2 separate regions of the Homo sapiens genome follow, and region 2 is linked to region 1. A link is an interaction called in ENCODE POLR2A ChIA-PET data of the cell type or tissue named here. Cell type or tissue: K562. All regions are shown on one strand. Each heading gives the region's core, and the rest is flanking DNA. Links, peaks and the distances in the headings are about the cores only. Region 1 has its middle 190 kb from the start of JARID2-DT. Region 2 has its middle 35 kb from the start of JARID2-DT.

The links. Peaks named below come from ENCODE experiments on the same cell type or tissue, not always from the same donor. Only the 100,000 strongest peaks of a DNase experiment are listed, where the experiment ranks them.
Region 2: POLR2A ChIA-PET joins it to region 1 with 6 read pairs; 3 of 35 experiments call an interaction of 5 or more read pairs at or near these places.

Annotation. Positions count from the first base shown.
Region 1 is chr6:15,052,165-15,062,450 of GRCh38, reverse strand. No RefSeq gene overlaps it. Among named protein-coding and RNA genes, the nearest start is that of JARID2-DT, 190 kb to the left of the region's middle. In K562, for the core only: no CTCF peak of the experiment used is centred there; a DNase peak (open chromatin) is centred at 3,590.
Region 2 is chr6:15,205,557-15,215,842 of GRCh38, reverse strand. No RefSeq gene overlaps it. Among named protein-coding and RNA genes, the nearest start is that of JARID2-DT, 35 kb to the left of the region's middle. RefSeq lists a silencer at 3,574-3,738 and an enhancer at 8,438-8,990. In K562, for the core only: no CTCF peak of the experiment used is centred there; DNase peaks (open chromatin) are centred at 4,192, 4,626 and 4,902.

The sequences.
Region 1 (10,286 bases), core at 1,707-6,706:
AACGGTTGGAATTTTGTAGACTGAGGGGCCTGGGCGGAGTCCCTCCATGTGACAGCTGTGGCAAGAGCAGGTGTTCACTTTCTATAAGGGACGGATCAGGGAGACAGATGGACTGCAGCACAAGCTTTGTGCCGGGAAGTCATGATTTGAGCTGGGTGACAGGCTGCCAGGATTATAAAATGAAGGGTTTGGGTTACATGTCTTAAACAACAAAAAATCACTGAAAGTTTTTGGGCAGAGACTGATGGAATAAAAATGAGTCCTAAGCTGGGCATGGTGGCTCATGTCTGTAATCCCAATAATTTGGAAGGCTGAGGTGGGAGGATCTTGAGTCCAGCAGTTTCAGACCAGACTGGGCAACATAGTGAGACCCCATCTCTACAAAAAATAACAGGACATGATGGTGCATGCCTGTGGTCCCAGCTACTCAGGAGGCCGAGGTGGGAGGATCGCTTGAGCCTGGGAAGTTGAGGCTACAGTGAGCCACTACTTCACTCAGCCTGGGAAACAGAATAACACCCTGTCTCAAAAAAAAAAAAAAAAAAAAAAAGGCAGCCAGGCACAGTGCCTCACACCTGTAATCCCACGAATTTGGAAGGCCGATGTGGGCAGATCACCTAAGGTCAGGAGTTTGAGACCAGCCTGGCCAACATGGCGAAACCCCATCTCTACTAAAAATACAAAAATTAGCCAGGCATGGTGGCACATGCCTGTAATCCCAGCTACTCAGGAGGCTGAGGCACGAGAATTGCTTGAACCGGGATGTGGAGGTTGCAGTGAGCCAAGATTGGCCCACTGCACTCCAGCCTGGGCGACAGAGTGAGACTCTGTCTCAAAAGAAAAAAAAAAAAAAAAAAAAAGGAAACTGCTCACTGTTTGCTGAATTTAGCAACCTGGCCCAGCATTGGAAGCTCTGTTCTGCTTTGTCCTTTGCCTGAAATGCCCTTCCCGGGCTCCCTCCCGGGTGTGCTCCCATTCATCTTTCAGGACTCAGCTCAAATGTCACCTGCTTTGTGGAAGGTCTCCTTGGCCTCCCTGGGGAGCACTCACTGCTCCTTTCTCTATGCCTTTGCAGGCACCTGAGGGCACTTCTCTCATTTCACTGTGACTTCCTCCAGGGCAGGCTCTAAGTCTCTTGTTTTTTGACTGGCATGTGGCACAATTCTTGGCCCCCAAGAGTGCTAAGTAATTGTTAGCTGAATAAATGCCGCTGATATGTCTTCTATCATCTCTTAATATTTTCTCAGTTCCCTATTTTTTGTTTGTGTTTTAAAATGGATCATATCTATGTAATGGGAATGGTAAATCTCATGTGGGTTAAATTTTAGGACATAAGAGTTATCATCAGCTTCCAATAAAGAACCATGGATGGCTGGGTGTGGTGGCTCATGCCTGTAATCCCAGCATTCTGGGAGGCTGAGGTGGGCAGATCTCTTGAGGTCAGGAGTTTGAGACCAGTCTTGCCAACATGGCGAAACCCTGTCTCTACTAAAAATACAAAAGTTAGCTGGGCATGGTGGTGGGCACCTGTAATCCCAGCTACTTGGGAGGCTGAGGCAGGAGAATTGCTTGAACCTGGGAGGCAGAGGTTGCAGTGAGCTGGGATCGTGCCACTGCACTCCTGCCTGGGTGACAGAGTGAGATTCCACCTCAAAAAAAAAAAAAAAAAAAAAAGAAAGAAAGAAAGAAAGAAAAAAAAAAGAGAGAGACAGAAGACAAAAGGACACATAAATAAGAATACAATGTGAACACAAAGGCAGGGATTGGAGTGAGGCAGCTACAAGTCAAAACACTGACTGCCAATACCTACCAGAAGTTAGGAGACAGGCATGGAATGGATTCTCTATCAAAGCCTCCAGAAGGAACCAACCTTCCTGTCACCTTGATTTTGGACTTCCTGGCCTCCTGAACTGTGGGAATAGATTTAAATTCGAGGTAATTTCTGTGATAATCCTAGGAATTTTTTTTTTTTTTGAGACAGAGTTTTTTTGCTCTTGTTGCCCAGGCTGAAGTGCAATGGTGCAGTCTTGGCTCACTGCAACCTCCGCCTCCCGAGTTCAACCGATTTTCCTGCCTCAGCCTCCCGAGTAGCTAGGATTACAGGTGTGTGCCACAACTCCCAGCTAATTTTTTGTATTTGTAGTAGAGACGGGGTTTCATCATGTTGGCCAGGCTGGTCTCGAACTCCTGACCTCAGGTGATCCACCTGCCTCGGCCTCCCAAAGTGCAGGGATTACAGGCGTGAGCCACTGCGCCTGGCTAACTCTAGGAAATTAATACAAATGCCATTGGTCTTATTTTATTTTATTTATTTATTTATTTTTTTGAGACAGAGTATCACTGTGTCACCTAGGCTGGAGTGCAGTGGCATGATCTTGGCTCATTGCAACCTCAGCCTCCCAGGTTCAAGCAATTCTCCCTGCCTCAGCCTCCCAAGTAGCTGAGACTACAGGCGCCCACCATGACACTGGGCTAATTTTTGTATTTTTAGTAGAAACGGGATTTCACCATTTTGGCCAGGCTGGCCTTGAACTCCTGACCTCAGGTGATTCTCCTGCCTTGGCCCCCCAAAGTGCTGGGATTACAGGTGTGAGCCACAGTACTCGGCCATTGCTTTTATTTCAAGCGGTGTCATTTAATGGCCCATGGAGATATCAAGAAGCAGTGTAGCATAAAGGTTAGGGGCTCAGGACGGGAGTCAGACAGTCTGGATGTAGTTTCAGCTCTATTCTCTGAACTTGGATTTTTTCATCTGAAGGATGGGGTGATATAATATTAGTAGCTACCTGCTATAGAATGACTGTTTTTGTCCCCACCAATATTCGTATGTTGAAATCATAACCCCTAATGTAATGATATTAGGAGGTGGAGCTTTGGTAGCTGATTAGGCTGTAAGACAGAGCTCTTATGAGTAAGATTAATACCTGCTATGGTTTGAATATTTGTGGCCCCCCTCACCCAGATTCATAGGTTGAAACCTAATCTCCAATGCAGTAATAAGAGGGATATGACTTGGTCATAAGGGTGGAGCCCTCATGAGTGAGATTAGTGCCCTTATAAAAGAAACCCAAGGGAGCTTCTTCATTCCTTCTGCCATATGAAGACACAGCAGGAGACACAATCTATGAACCTGTAAGAAGGTCCTCGCCAGACATCGAATCTGCTGGTACCTTGATCTTGGACCTCCCAGCCTTCAGAATTGAGAGTAATACATTTCTTTTGTTTCTAAATTACCCAGTCTAAGGTCTTTTGTGATAGCAGCAGAACAGACTAAGACAGTGTCCATATAAAGGAGACCCTCCGTGGGGTGGGGACAAGGATTGAAAAACTACCTAGTGGGTACCATGCTCATTATCTGTGTAATGGGTACTCTAGAAGCTCAGCACCTACCAGAACACATTATTGCAATATACCCATGTAGTAAATGTGCACACGTATCCCCTGAATCTAAATTTTTTTTAAAAAAGGAAAGACCCTGGAGAACCCCTTGCTCCTTCTGACATTTGAGGTTTTAGCAAGAAGATGGTAATCTGTGAACCAAAAACAAGCCCTCACCAGATACTGAATCTAGTGGCACCTTATCTTGTACTTCCAGCCTTCAGAACTGCGAGAGAGAGAGAGAAAAAAAAAAAAGAATGTTATTTGAACCACCCAGTCTATAGTATTTTTGTCATAGCAGCCTGAACAGACTAAGATACCAACATGTAAGACTCTAGCAGGGGCCGGTGGAAATTGAGACAATAGATGAAAAGTATTTATATGCATACAGAAGACACTCGATACATGTTATTAGTCAATTATTAGGTGGAGGCAAGAGTTTACTGGCCTGCAGATGCTATCATCACCACAAGGGCAATATATTTGAAAGCGGTATTTAACCCTTAAGCTGCACCCAACTTAAAGCAGCTATTTTTCTTTTTAACTTCTTTCTATGTGTAAAGCCTATTTCCTTTAGGTCATATATTTGTACTGATTTGCAGGCATCTGTGAAGTTATCAGAATAATTGAATTTTAGAGCTTATCAGTCATCCAGTAGAGTGTTTTCCACCCGGGATACCCAGAGGGCTCAGCCTCCCTGAATATGGTAATAGGAGTCCTCAGGCTTTTTTCAATACGGGCATACTTCCTTTTATTGCGCTTCACCTTAGTGCATTGCTTCTTTGCAGATACCTCTCTCTCTCTCTCTCTCTTTTTTTTTTTTTTAAACAAATTGAAGGTTCCTGGCAACCGTGCTTCAAGCAAGTCTATCTGTGCTGTTTTTCCAACAGCATGTGCTTACTTCCTGTCTCTGTGTCACATTTTGGTAATTCTTGGAATATTTCAAACTGTTTCATTATTATTATGTCTGTTACGATGATCTATGGTTAAGTGATCATCTTTTAGTTTGTTTGCTTGTTTTTTGTTGTTGTTGTTTGTTTGTTTGTTTTGATGGAGTCTCACTCTGCAGCCCAAGCTGGAGTGCAATGGCACGATCTCGGCCCACTGCAACCTCCGCCTCTCCGGTTCAAGCGATTCTCCTGCCTCAGCCTCCTGAGTAGCTGGGATTACAGGCATGCACCATCACGCCTGGCTAATTTTGTATGTTTTTTAGTAGAGATAGGGTCTCATCATGTTGGTCAGGCTGGTCTCAAACTCCTGACCTTAGGTGATCCACCCGCCTCAGCCTCCCAAAGTACTGGGATTACAGGTGTGAGCCCCCGCACCCAGCCTATTTGCTTGTTTTTGAGACTGGGTCTCACTCTGTGCCCAGGCTGGAGGGCAGTGGCATGATCTTGACGCACTGCAGTCTTGACCTCCCAGGTCAAGCAATCCTCCTGCCTCAGCCTCCCATCTGGCTGAGACTACAGGTGTGTGCCACCATGTCCAGCTAATTTTTGTATTTTTTGTAGAGATGGTGGTCTCACCATGTTGCCCAGGTTGGTCTCAAATTTCTGAGCTCAAGCAATCCTCCCACCTTGGCCTCCCAAAATGCTGGGATAACAGGTATGAACCACTGTGCCAAGCCTATTTGTTTGGTTTACTTCTCTTACTATCATTCCCAAATTGGTGATCTTTGATGTCACTCTTGTAGTTGTTTTGGGACACCATGAACTACGCCCATATAAGATAGCAGACTTAATTGATAAATATGTGTGTGCTGACTGCTTCACCAACTGGCTATTCTCCCATCTCTCTCCCTCTCTTTGGGCCTTCCTGTTCTCTGAGATGCAATCATTTGAAATTAGGCCAATTAATAACCCTACAATGGCCTTAAATGTTCAAGTAAAAGGAAGAGTCATATGTCTCACTTTAATCAAAAGCTAGAAATGATTAAGCTTAGTGAGAAAGCCATGTCAAAAGCTGAGGTAGGCCCAAAGCTAGGCCTCTTGTGCCAAATAGTTAGCAAACTTGTGAATATGAAGGAAAAGTTCTTGAAATAAATTAAAAGTGCGACTCCAGTAAACACACAAGTAATGGGAAAGTGAAGCAGCCTTATTGCTGATACGGAGAAGGTTTTAGTGATCTAGGCAGAAGATCAACGTAGCCACAATACTCCCTAGATTCAAAGCCTAATCCAATGAAATGTTTTAACTCTTTTCAATTTTATAAAGACTGAGAGAGGTGAGGAAGCTGCAGAAGCAAAGTTTGAAATTAGCAGAATTTGGTTCACAAAATTTAAAGAAGCTGTCTCCATAACAGAAAAGTGCAAAGTGAAATTTAATAGCAAGTGCCGATGGGGAAGCTGCAGCAAGTTATCCAGAAAATCTAAGATAACTGATGAAGGTGGCTACACTAAACAGCAGGGGTTTTTTTTATCTTTTTTTTTTTATTTGAGACAGAGTTTCGTTCTTGTTGCCCAGGCTGGCGTGCAATAGTGCAGTCTTGGGTCACTGCAACCTCCGCCTGCTGGGTTCAAGCAACTCTCCTGTCTTAGCCTCCTGAGTAGCTGGGATTACAGGCATGTGCCACCATGCCCGGATAATTTTGTGTTTTTAGTAGAGACAGGGTTTCATCATGTTGGTCAGGCTGGTCTTTTTTTTTTTTTTTTTCTCATCATTGTTGCCCAGGCCGGAATGCAATGGCATGGTCTCGGTTCACCACAACCTCTGCCTCCGGGGTTCAAGTGATTCTCCTGCCTCAGCCTCCCGAGTAGCTGGGATTATAGGCGTGCACAAGCACGCCCGGCTAATTTTGTATTTTTAGTAGAGACGGGGTTTCTCCATGTTGGTCAGGCTGGTCTCGAACTCCGGACCTCAGGTGATCTGCCCGCCTCTGCCTCCCAAAGTGCTGGGATTACAGGCATGAGCCACCTCGCCCGGCCTGGTCAGGCTGGTCTTGAACTCTTGACCTCAGGTGATCTGCCTGCCTCGGCCTCCCAGAGTGCTGGGATTACAGGCGTGAGCCACCTCGCCCAGCCAACAGCAAGTTTTCAATGTAGGCACAATAGCCTTATATTAGATGAAGATAAAAAAAGAAAAAAAAAAAAAAGAAAATCTTGGCTATCACTAAAAATAAATAAATAAATAAATAAATAAATAAATAAATAAATAGGCCAGGGGCGGTGACCCACGCCTGTAATCCCAGCACTTTGGGAGGCCGAGGCGGGTGGATCATGAGGTCAGGAGTTCGAGACCAGCCTGGCCAAGATGGTGAAACCCCCGTCTCTACTAAAAATAAAAAAAAAAAAAATTAGCTGGGTGTGGTGGCGGGCACCTATAATCCTAGCTACTCGGGAGGCTGAGGCAGGAGAATTGCTTGAACCCGGGAGGTAGAGGTTGTAGTGAGCCGAGATCGTGCCACTGCACTCCAGCCTGGGTGACAGAATGGGACTCCATCTCAAAAAAATAAATAAGTAAAATACAAATAAATAAATAAAGTAAAATAAAGGGCCAGGCATGGTGGATCATACCTGTAATCCCAGAACTTTGGTAGGCTGAGGTGAGCAGATCACTTGAGGTCAGGAGTTCAAGACCAGCCTGGCCAACGTGGTGAAACCCAGTCTCTACTAAAAGTACAAAAATTTGCCAAGAGTGGCGGTGGGTGCCTGTAATCTCAACTACTCAAGAGGCTGAGGCAGGAGAATCACTTGAATCTGGGAGGCAGAGGTTGCAGTGAGCCGAGATCACGCCATTGCACTCCAGCCTGGGTAATAGAGCAAGACTCCGTCTCAAAAAAAAAAAAAAAAAAAAAAAAAGAAAAAAAAAGAAAAGAAAAAAGGAAAAAAGAAAGAGGAAAATCCCATTTTTTTCTCATGCTTAAAAATCAACTCCTCAGTCTCAAAAATAAATAAATAAATAAAAGGAAGAGAATGCCATCTAAGACTTTCTTAGCTAGAGAGCAGTGCCTGGCTTCAAAGCTTCAAAGGACGGGCTGACTCTCTCGTTAGAGGCTGATGCAGCTGGTGACTTTACGTTTAAAGCTGCTACTCATTTACCATTCCAAAAATCCTAGGGTCCTTAAGAATTATGCTGAAGCTACTCTGCCTGTGCTGTATAAATGAAACAACAAAGCCTGGATGACAGTACATCTGTTTATGGCATGGTTTACTGAACATTTTAAGCCCACTGTTGAGAAGTACTGCTCAGAAAAAAAATAAATAAATAAATTTTCAAAATATTACTGTTTATTGATGATGCACCTGGTCATCCAAGAGGTCTGAGGTCTGAGGGAGATGTATAAGGAGATTCATGTCGTTTTTGTGCCCCTAATACGGCATCCATTCTGCTGCCCGTGGATCAAGGAGTAATTTCAACTTTCAAGTCTTATGATTTAAAAAGATACATTTTGTAAGGCTATGGCTATAAAATCATAGATAATGATTCCTCTCAGGAAAGGATTCACCATTCTAGATGCCAATTAAGAACAATTCATGATTCATGGGAGAAGGTCAAAATATTAACATTAATAGGAGTTTGAAAGAGGTTGATTTCCAACCCTCGTGGATGACTTTGAAAGGTTCAAGATTTTAGTGGAGGAAGGAACTGCAGATGTGGTAGAAACAGCATGAGAAGGCCAGGCATGGTGGCTCACACCTGTAATCCCAGCACATTGGGAGGCTGAGGTAGGCAGATCACCTGAGGTCGGGGGTTTGAGACCAGCCTGGCCAACATGGTGAGACCACTGTCTTTACTAAAAAAAAACAAAAAATTAGCCAGGCATCGTGGTGCATGCCTTGGGAAGCTGAGGCAGGAGAATGGCTTGAACCTGGGAGGAGGAGGTTGCAGTGAGCCAAGATTGCGCCGTTGCACTCCAGCCTGGGCAACAAGAGTAAAACTCTGTCTCAAAGAAAAGAAAAGGAAAGAAACAGCAAGAGAAATAGAAGTGGAGCCTGAAGATGTGACTGAATTGCTGCCATCTCATCAAACTTGAATGGATGAGGAGTTGATTTTTAAGGATGAGAAAAGATTGGGATTTTCCTCTTTTTTTTTTTTTTTTTTTTTTTGAGACTGAGTCTCACTCTGTCACACATGCTGGAGTGCAATGGCATGATCTCGGCTCACTGCAACCTCCACCTCCCAGGTTCAAGCAATTCTCCCACCCCAGCTTCCTGAATAGCTGGGATTACAGGCACCCACCATTATACCCAGCTAATTTTTGTATTTTTGTAGAGACGGGGTTTCACCATGTTGGCCAGGCTGATCTTGAACACGTGACCTCAGGTGACCTGCCTGCCTCGGCCTCCCAAAGTGCTGGGATTACAGGCGTGAGCCGCCGTGCCTGGCCAAGAATGGGATTTTTTTTTTTTTTTAGACGGAGTCTTGCTCTTGTCGCCCAGGCTGGAGTGCAATGGTACAATCTCGCTCACTGCAACCTCTGCCTCCTGGGTTCAAGCGATTCTCTTGCCTCAGCCTCCCGAGTAGCTGGGATTACAGGCGTCCACTACCATGCCCGGCTAATTTTTGTATTTTTAGTAGAGACAGGGTTGTGCCATGTTGGCCAGGCTGGTCTCAAACTCCTAGCCTCGTGATCCACCCGCCTCAGCCTCCCAAAGTGTTGGGATTACAGGCGTGAGCCACCACGTCTGGCTAAGAATGGAATTTTCTTGAGGTGAAATCTTCTCCTGGTGAAGATGCTGTGAACATTGTTGGAATAACAACAAACATCTTACAGTACTACATAAACTTAATCGATAAAGCAGCAGCAGAATTTGAGAAGATTCACTCCAATTTTGAAAGAAGTTCTGTGGGTAAAATGCTATCAAACAGCATCTCATGGTACAGAGAAATCTTTTGTAAAATGAAGAGTAAATTGATGCTGCGAACTTCACTGATGTCTTCTTTTTAGAAATTGCCACAGCCTCCGTAACCTTCAGCAGCCACCATCCTGATCAGTTAGCAGCCATCATCAAGACAAGACCCTTCCCCAGCATAAACATTACGGCTTGCTGAAGACTTAGATCATAGTTAGCATTTTTAAGCAATCAAGTGTTTTAAAATTAAGGTATGTACATTATTTATTTATACATAATGCCATCTTACACTTAATAGACTACAGTATAGTGAAAACATAACCTGTATATACACTGAGAAACCAAAATCTTCATGTGACTTGCTTTATTGCAGTGGTCTGGAACTGAACTCACAATATATCTGAGGTATGCCTGTATTTCAGGAAGTCTAACAAAAACCACGCATCATTTGTCTGTGGGAAGAGGGTATAGTATAATTGAAATGTCAAGGTTTTTCAATAGTTTGCTTTTAATGGAATAATAGTTGCTAGGTGTGGTAACACTGGTTATCTCATGAAAAAAGGAATTAACATATACAATTTGTTTCAGATAAAAGATTTACAAAGTATAGGGAACATACGTGAAATAATAAAAGTGTCTTTGTATTGTGTTCCAACCATTTAATGTTATGTCATGCTGTTATGTGATGTTGTGGTCTCTCCAGGACCAAATAGAGGCTCCAAGAGGTTCAATAAATTGTCTATGGTCACAATTATTTAGTGATAGGGACAAAATTATCACACAGGATTTTGACTCCCAATGCAGGACTCTTCCCCAACAATATTTTCCATGAGTTCTGAGGATTCTTAGACCTTTGGTATCTATCTATCTATATCTATATCTATCTATCTATATCTATCTGTCTGTCTGTCTATCTATCTATCTATCTATCTATCTTATTTATTTATTTATTTTTGAGATGGAGTTTCACTCTTGTCACCCACGCTGGAGTGCAATGGCGTGATCTTGGCTCACTGCAACCTCTGCCTCCCAGTTTCAAGTGATTTTCCTGCCTCTGCCTCCCAAAAAGCTGGGACTACAGGTGCCTGCCACCACGTCCAGATAATTTTTGTAATTT
Region 2 (10,286 bases), core at 2,026-7,025, 150 kb before region 1:
GCGTGAGCCACCGAGCCCAGCAGATAATTTTTATATTTTTAGTAGAGATGGTGTTTTTCCACATTGTCTAGTCTGGTCAGAAACTCTTAAGTTTAAGTGCTCCTCCTGCCTCAGCATCCAAAGTGCCGGCATTAGAGGCCACCGTGTCCAGCCTGTATTTTTCTTTATAGTTTTTAATTATTAAGATTTCCAGGCCGGGTGCAATGGCTCACACCTGGAAACCCAGCACTTTGAGAGGCCGAGGCAGGAGGATCACCTGAGTTCTAGAGTTCGAGACCAGCCTGACCAACATGGAGAAACCCCGTCTCTACTAAAAATACAAAATTAGCCGGGCATGGTGGCGCATGCCTGTAATCCCAGCTACTCAGAGCAGGCTGAAGCAGGAGAATCTCTTGAACCCGGGAGGTGGAGGCTGCAGTGAGCCGAGATCGCACCATTGCACTCCAGCCTGGGCAACAAGAGCGAAACTCCGTCTCAAAAAGAAAAAAAAGATTTCTTCCTCATTTTTTAAATTTAGCTTTTAATTACAGAAATATTTCTCTTTTTTTTCCACTCTGTCGCCCAGGCTGGAGTGCAGTGGCATGATCTCAGCTCACTGCAACCTCCACTTCCCAGGCTCAAGTGATCCTCCCATCTCAGCCTTCCTAGTAGCTGGGACTACAAGCTCCAACACATGCCCAGTTTATTTTGTTTATTTTTGAGGAGATAGGGTTTTGCAATGTTGCTCAGGCTGGTCTCAAACACCTGGGCTCAAGGGATCTGCCTGCCTAGGCCTGCCAACATGCTGGGATTAGAGGTGTGAGACACAATGCCCAGGTAATTATGGAAAATTTTTAACATATCAATAATAAGCATATATGAGTATGGGGAGCCCTCGTATGCCATCTCTCAAGTTCAACAATTATCAATATTTTGCCATTCTCGTTTCATCTATCCTCTCACTTTTTGTTTTCTGGAGTATTTTAAAATAAATTGGGGACATCACTTTATTCTTCCTGTAAATACTTCATTATGTATGTCTAATAGATAAGGAACTTTTGTTCTCTCTGTCTAAAACACAAACATGGCTGGGCGTGGTGGCTCACCACTTTAATCCCAGCACTTTGGGAGGCTAAGGCTGGTGGATCACCTGAGGTCAGGAGTTCGAGACCAGCCTGGCCAACAGGTTGAAATCATGTCTCCACTAAAAATACAAAAAATTAGCCGGCGTGGTGGCGGGTGCCTGTAATCCCAGCTACTTGAGAGGCCGAGACAGGAGAATCACTTGAACCCAGGAGGCATGGGTTACAGTGAGCCAAGATAGCACCATTGCACTCCAGGCTGGGCGACAAGAGCAAAACTCCACCTCAAAAAGAAAATAAAAAATAAAACACAAACATAATACCTTTTCACCCTACAAAAATCAGCAAAATGCTTTCACGTCATTAATATGCTGTCCATATTCAGTTTTTCCATGATTGTCATTTCATAGTTAGTTCATTCAAATCAGAATCTATACATGGTTCGTAGATCGTTTTTGGTTGATGTGTCTTTTTTAATCTGCCTCCCATCTGCCCTCACCACCCCACCATTTATTTGTGGAAGGAACCAGTTTGCTTGTCCTGTAGAATTCCCCTGGACTTCCCCCAGCTGCATCCTCGTGGACCTAAAATATTATGTTTCTATATCACTAATTACATGTAGTTCATTCATACAAATTAAATATACTGGAACACTTTATGAACGCTATTACAAATATCAAACACTTCCACACTCAGCAAATATTTATTGAGCATCTATTCTGTACAAACTTCCCTTTCTGATCTCTGGGTTAATGTATAACGTCTCTTGCACTAGAAGCTTTGGTCGGATCTTTGCTTTCTCATTTCTTCTATGTCTATATCATAGATCCGGCCATAGATCCTACCTAAAAAACTCAGACTCACCACTTACTCTTAGGTAGTTTCTAGCTACTCAGACAGTTTCTACCATCAGTACTCTAAGACCTCAACTCAGTGTGAATCCCCACAGTGGACTTCAGGCTGGATTGTCAGCTTCATGTAAACTTGATGGTACTTTATCTGTTTACCAAATGGTGAGACAAGGATATCCCAGGTACCTAGCACATTCTCTTATACACAGCAGATACTCAGTAAATATTTGTTAAATAAGTATATACAGGGCCGGGCACGGTGGCTCACACCTGTAATCACAGCACTTTGGGAGGCCAAGGTGGGTGGATCATGAGGTCAGGAGATCAAGACCATCCTGGCTAACACCGTGAAACCCCGTCTCTACTAAAAATAAAAAAAATTAGCCGGGTGTGGTGGCGGGCACCTGTAGTCCCAGCTACTTGGGAGGCTGAAGCAGGAGGATGGCGTGAACCTGGGAGGCGGAGCTTGCAGTGAGCCGAGATTGCGCCACTGCACTCCAGCCTGGGAGACAGAGCGAGACTCCATCTCAAAAAAATAAAAGATAAAAAATAAAAAATAAATAAATAAATAAGTAAATAAGTACATACAGACCTTCTTTTTTTTTTGAGATGGAGTTTCACTCTTGTTGCCAAGGCTGGAGTGCAATGGCACGATCTCACTCACTGCAACTTCTGCCTCCTGGGTTCTAGTGATTCTCCTGCCTCAGCCTCCTGAGTAGCTGGGATTACAGGCATGCGCCACCACGCCCAGCTAATTTTTGTATTTTTAGTAGAGATGGGGTTTTGCCATGTTGGCCAGGCTGGTCTTGAACTCCTGACCTCTGGTGATCCGCCCACCTAGGCCTCCCAAAGTGCTAGGATTACAGGCATGAGCCACCGTGCCTGGCCTGATACAGAGCTTTTTACCTTCAATTGTTATTTCTTATTCAAACTGAACGCTTAGACTAGATTCATCTTCCTTAAGTGTCATCATTTATCTCTTTTTGCTGAGTATATTCTAAGTTCAGTGTGAGCTGAAAATAGCTCAGATCATTTATAAGAACCAATTGTTAAATTTTCAGAAATGTTGTGAGCTGGTTGACATCACATTGGTAATTTGAAATTGGCTGCAATGGGAGTATTTATACCACACAAACTGGCAAATGCAACAAATCACGGCTTTCTTTTACTTCTTCAGAAAGCATATTGTTAAACAGTCTCAGCCTGCGTTGGATACTGCACTGTAAAAGAATCTATGACTGTCTTCTGTAAATACAGAAAGTATTCAGTTTGGTCTTGGAGCTCCTCTGTTATTTGGACTGTTGTATTGAAAATTTTCTTCTATACCATCTTGAATAATTAGATTGTCCTCACTATCCCGTATTCCAACAACTTGTCATATTCTATTTATGCTAGGCTTCCTTTTTTTTTTTTTGAGACGGAGTCTTGCTCTGTCACCACCAGGCTGGAGTGCAGTGGCGCCATCTTGGCTCACTGCAACCTCCGCCTCCCGGGTTCAAGTGATTCTCTTGCGTCAGCCTCCCAAATAGCTCGGACTACAGGTGCGTGCCACTGTGTCCAGCTAATTTATTGTATTTTTAGTAGAGATGGGGTTTCACCATATTAGCCAGGATGGTTTTGAACTCCTGACTTCAAGTGATCTGCCAGCCTTGGCCTCCCAAACTGCTTGGATTACAGGAGTGAGCCACCACATTCAGCCAAGAGCAGGTATTCAGCCTGGCACAGTGGCTCACGCCTGTAATCCCAGCACTTTGGGAGGCCGAGGTGGGTGGATCACCTGAGGTCAGGAGTTGAAGACCAGCCTGGCCCACATGGTGAAACCCCACCTCTACTAAAAATACAGAAATTAGCTGGGTGTGGTGGCGCATGCCTGTAATCCCAGCTACTCGGGAGGCTGAGGCAGGAGAATTGCTTGAACCGGGACCCGGGAGGCGGAGTTTGCAGTGAGCCGAGATTGCACCATCTCAAAAAAAAAAAAAAAAAAAAAAGAGCAGGTATTCAATTTTTTGTCATATGCTCGGCATATGACAATAACTAATTAACATTATTTGAGGACATACTAGTACCTGGCTTTTTATTTTAATTAATCCTGACCATAAACTTATGAAGCAGGTACTACTGTTTCCATTTTACAAATGAGTTAAAGGAAGCACAGATGTTTCCTCTGCATAAACTTCTTTAATCTCTATCTCAATAAATATCACCATCATCTACCCAATTGCTCAAGACATTCACCAGGGAGTCATCCTTCATTCCTCCTTTTTCTCGGACCCCCAACAGCCTATCCAACATCAGATCCTCTTGTCTGTACCGACAAGATATACCCTGGATCCCAATTTGTCCACTTCTCTTCATGTCTATTGCTGTCATCCTTTTTTTTTTTTTTTTTTTTTTTTTTTTTTTTTGAGACAGAGTCTCTTTCTGTCACCCAAGCTGGAGTGCAGTGGCACAATCTCAGCTCACTGCAACCTCTGCCTCCTGGGTTCAAGCAATCCCCTGCCTCAGCCTCTGGAGTAGCTGGGATTACAGGCGCCCGCCACCACGCCCGGCTAAATTTTTGTATTTTCAGTAGAGATGGGGTTTCACCGTGTTACCCAGGATGGTCTTGATCTCCTGACTTCGTGATCCACCCGCCTCAACCTCCTAAAGTGCTGGGATTACAGGCCTGAACCACCAGCCCAGCTAGTCTTCCTATTTTAAGCCACCACTACGTTTCATCTAGATCACTGCTGGTTTTCTCCCCACTAGTCTACTCTTCAACCTATGGTCAGAGAGGTCTTTTAAAAATGTAGGACTGGGCATGGTGGCTCACACACACAAAAAAGAAAGTAGAGGAAGAAAGAATGGCTACTCCAATAGGCAGAGCATCCCTAAGGGCGCTGGTTGCTTATTTTTATGCGTCTTTCTTGATTGTATGCTAAATAAGGGGTGAATTATTCATGAGCTTTCCAGGAAAGGGGTGGGCAATTCCTGTAGCTGCTGTGGGTTCCTCCCCTTTTTAGACCATGTAGAGTAACTTTCTGATGTTGTGTTTGTATTTCTGAACCGTCATGGCGCTGGTGGGAGTGTAGCAGTGAGGATGACCAGAGGCCATCTTGGTTTTGGTGGGTTTTGGCTGGCTTCTCTACTGCAACCTGTTTTTGTTTTTTTTTTTTTCTTTTTTTGAGTCTCACTCCTATTCCCCAGGCTGGAGTGCAGTGGCACGATCTTGGCTCACTGCAACCTCCACCTCCTGGCTTCAAGTGATTCTCCTGCCTCAGCCTCCCACGTAGCTGGGAGTACAGGCACCCGCCACCACGCCTGGCTAATTTTTGTATTTTTAGTAGAGACGGGGTTTTGCCATGTTGGCCAGGCTGGTTTTGAACTCCTGTCCTCAGGTGATCTGCCCTCCTTGGCCTCCCAAAGTGCTGGGATTACAGGCGTGAGCCACTGCGCCTGGCCTACAACCTGTTTTATCAGCAAGGTCTTTATGACCTGTATCTTGTGTCGACCTCCTATCTCATCCTGTGACTTAGAATGCCTAACTGTCTGGGAATGCAGCCCATTATGTCTCAGCCTTATTTTACCCAGCCCCTATTCAAAATGGAGTTGCTCTGGTTCCAATGTCCCTAACACTACCACTTCCTTCCTAGCTAATAAGGTCCAGTCACCCAAATCACCTTGCTGCCTATAACAGGTCAACCTCCTGCATTTGCACCCCTCCTTCCTCAGAATGGCTCTTCTGATTTTCCCACATGTGAGATATTCCTACAGGTCTTAGCGTGAATGTCATCTTCTCTGCAAGACCTTTTCTGACTTCTATCCCAATTCTTATCACATTACTGTTCGTTTTCTTCATACCAGCCATATATTATTCATTTGCACACTGCTGGTGTCCTTCACCAGAATAAGAACTCCCATGATTGCAGAATCCTTGTTGTCATGTAGACTGCTGTAAACCCAGGGCCTAGAATAAGTGCATGGCACATTGCAGGCCAATTAAAAACTTTTGTAAGTTAGTAAATCAAGGAGGGAAGTAAGTGATCCAAGACTCCTGTCTAGGCTTCATTGCTGAGCCCTTCGGTTAAGAAGCTCCTCTTTCCAGGCGGGTGCAGTGGCTCAGGCCTGTAGTCCCAGCACTTTGAGAGGCCGAGGTGGGTGGATCACCTGAGGTCAGGAGTTTGAGACCAGCCTGCCCAACATGGTGAAACCCCGTCTCTACTTAAAATACAAAAATTAAGTGGGCATAGTGGCACGCGCCTGTAGTCCCAGCTACTCGGGAGCCTGAAGTAGGAAAATTGCTTGAGCCTGGGAGGTGGAGTTTGCAGTGAGCCGAGATCGCGCCACGGCACTCTAGCCTGGGTGACAGAGACTCCATCTCAAAAAAAATAAAAATAAATAAATAAAGGAAGTCCTCTTTCCTCTTTTGGAGGAGAAATGGATAGGGAGGTGAGGCAGTCTGTATTTCTATGACTATCCAAAGTTTCTAATGTTTCACACCCTTCCCTTTCAACTTAAGGGTAAAGGAAAGGTAAGAAGTACTGATGTGATGTCCACCAACAGTAGAAACATTTCAGAGAAGCATACTCCATTGTATCGGTAGAAACAATTCTGAGAATTAAAAATATAGCATGGCTAAGCCGGGCATAGTGGCTCACGCCTGTAATCCCAGCACTTTGGGAGGCCGAGGTGGGCGGATCACCTGACGTTGGGAGTTCGAGACCAACCTGACCGACATGGAGAAACCCTGTCTCCACTAAAAATACAAAAAATTAGCTGGGTGTGGTGGTGCATGCCTGTAATCCCAGCTACTCGGGAGGCTGACCAGGAGAATCACTAGAACCCAGGAGGCAGAGGTTGCGGTGAGCCGGGATCACGCCATTGCACTCCAGCTTGGGCAACTATATATATATATACACATACATATATATCATGGCTAAAATAAAGTGCTTGAGGGTGAGGCTAGGAGGGAGATGGAGGATTTGCCTCGGGAAGGTTTAAGATGAAAGGAATAGTTTAGGAATTAGATAACAGCCATTGTTATTCTGAAAGAAATCTGGATGCTCTGCCTGTGGGCAAAAAGGAGATAACCCACTAAAGAAGCCAAAGGGGAAGAAAGAGAAAAGAGAGATCAGGGATTTTCTCTCTTTTGGATAGTTTATTTTGTTTTGTTTATCATTACCCTTGCTAGTCTTGGAGTCTTTCCCTTTCTATGGGTTTTCATTGTCAGGATATTTAGGAAAGATGTTTAAGAACTTCCTCATTCCAACCCCAACTCTTTGAATTTTTCCTTCAAATGCAAATAAAAGCACTTACCATTTGGATATACTGTAATTAAAAAGAGGAAAGGGCAGTTTCTTGAACCTAAAACAACTTCTTTTTTTTCTGTGTGTGGGCTCAGAGTCATTTAAAGGCTAAAAGAAGATCTGTTGAGAGCTGGATGGGTAATGGAAGGTACTGATGATGGTGGTGGAGGGGATCCTGAATTCAGTCATAGAAAATAGCTGAAGCTGGATCAAATAATAAGACATCAAATCCCACTCGATTAGACATTAGGCAACTGTTTATGGTAAAATGTTAAGTACTTAATATTTTATTTCCAAGGCAGGTCATCTTGCATCTTACCCCAAAGCTATTTGTTCTTAGAACAAATGTGCATATGCTTATTAGGTTTAACAATCCACTGCTCACAGTTAGTAAAGGGGTCAGGCTAAGCCTGACTCCCTTGAATGAATAAGACTCATTTGCACTTGTGATGACAAAAACCTTAGTTCTCAAACCAAAAGGAGGAATGAGGGCCAGAGGGATAATAAGTGAAAAGGCTGACTCAGTCCTCTTTTTTTTCTTTTCTCTTTTTTTTTTTTTTTTTGAGACTGGGTCTTGTTCTGTAGCCCAGGCTGGAGTGCAGTGGTGAGGTCATAGCTCACTGCAGCCTCAATCTCTCTGGCTCTAGTGATCCTCCCGCTTCAGCCTCTTGGGTAGGTGGAACTGTTGCTGGACGCCAAGAGTGGGTTCTTGGATCTCACGCAAGAAAGAACTCAGGGGAGCCCATAGAGGAAAGTGAAAGCAAGTTTATTAAGAAAGTAGAGGAATAAAAGAGTAGCCCCTCTGTAGACAGAGCAGCCCTGAGGGTTGACCATTTTTATGGTTATTTCTTGATTATATGCTAAACAACAGGTGGATTATTCTTGCTTTATTTATTTATTTATTTATTTATTTTTTCTTGAGAGGAAGTCTCGCTCTGTTGCCCAGACTGGAGTGCAGTGGCATGATCTCTGCTCACTGCAAGCTCTGCCTCCCGGGTTCACGCCATTCTCCTGCCTCAGCCTCCAGAGTAGCTGGGACTACAGGCGCCCACCACCACACTCGGCTAATTTTTTTTTTGTATTTTTAGTAGAGACGGGGTTTCACCATGTTAGCCAGAATGGTCTTGATCTCCTGACTTCGTGATCCACCCGCCTCAGCATCCCAAAGTGCTGGGATTACAGGCGTGAGCCACCGCTCCCGGCCGCCTCCCCTGTTTGGATCATATAGGGTAACTTCCTGACATTTTCCATGGCATTTGTAGACTGTCATGGCGATGATGGGAGTGTAGCAGTGGGGACGACCAGAGGTCACTCTCGTGGCCATCTCGGTTTTAGTGGGTTCTAGGAGGCTTCTTTACTGCAAACTATTTTATCAGCAAAGTTTTTATGACCTGTATCCTGTGTCGACCTCCTACCTCATGTTGTAATAAAGAATGCTTTGACCTCCTAGGAATGCAGCCCAGCAGGTCTCAGCCTTATTTTACCTAGCCCCTACTCAAGATGGAGTTGCTCTGGTTCAAATGCCTCTGACAGAACTAAAGGCATGCACCACCATGCCCCATTAATTTTTGTGTATTTCATAGAGATGGGGTCTTACTATTTTGCCCAGGCTGGTCTTGAACTCCTGGCCTCAAGCAATCCTACTGCCTTGGCCTCCCAAAGTGCTGGGAATACAGGCAGGAGCCACCGCACCTGACCTAATCCTTTTTTTTTTTTTTTTTTCTCATGTGTTTTATTTTCCTGCAGTTCTGTGAGTGTGAAATATTTCCCCTCATGTTTAGGAGTAATCCAGACAGTTCCAGAAGCTGGCCTACCTTCTTTACCCACCTCTCTATAGATGTGGCTTTTGTTGATTATCTGAGTGGATAAACTTCCAGAAAGTGAAATAACTTAGTGGAAAATTAGTGGACTTTTAGCAATTCTGCTGACTTTCATTTGCTCAGAGGGAATTTGATTCATTTTCCTAAATCAGTACTAACTTTGAATTCTTTCTCTTTTTTCTCTTAGGAATAAAAAAGTTGGTTTTTGTGGGCCAAGAGCTGAATCACTGGTTTAGTAGGAGTTGCACGAGGCAGTTGACTAACTGGGCCTCATTTCCTCTGCTCTTCCAACCACATTGTGAGGGCTCTTCTGTGGGGGTACCAGGTGGAAATTCTGGGGTGAAGGATGTGTTCAAGCTGATGAAATGCTTCGTCATTGCTGTCATCATTCGCTAGGCTGAAGACACATCCGAAGGCATGACTGTAATTCCTCATCCTCTGGCTATTATTAATTATGATTCATTTCATGAAAGAGGGAATAAAAGCCTCTGCAGATCCAAAGCACATCTAAACTGGAAGGATTTCTGATTTGAGCATGTGAGGACTTTCCCTTATACGAGGGGAAATAAATATGTTCTCTCAGGGGATGGCGTGAACCCGGGAGGCAGAGCTTGCAGTGAGCCGGGATGGCGCCACTGCGCTCCAGCCTGGGCGACAGAACGAGACTCCGTATCAGAAAAAAAAAAAAAAAAAAAAGTTATGTTCTCTCAGGGGAAAGAGATCTGGCTTCAGCTAAGGAGAGATAGCCAGGTTGGCCTACTACATGGAGAAGGTCTTATTCATAATAATCAAAAAAATAAATCCACTCGCCATGCACGCTGTTTCATAGCTGTAATCCCAGCACTTTGTGAGGCTGAGGCAGGCGGATCACCTGAGGTCAGGAGTTCAAGACCAGCCTGACCAACATGGCGAAATGTCATCTCTACTAAAAATACAAAAATCAGACGGGTGTGGTCATGGGCACCTGTAATTCCAACTACTCGAGAGGCTGAGGCAAGAGAATTGCTTGAACCTGGGAGGCGGAGGTTGCAGTGAGCTGAGATTGTGCCATTGCACTCCAGCCTGGGAGACAGAGCAAGACGCCGGCTCAAAAATAAATAAATAAATAAATCCACTCTTTTCTGACTCTCTATTGACAATCTGGATTGATTTAATAGTCTACAGTGAAAATGAAGACAAATCTACCCTAACCTATCCTGCAATTATTTGGTGATTATTCACCCTTGCTAATGGATAACTTTCAGGACTGCATAGCTGGGAGGAGTCTTA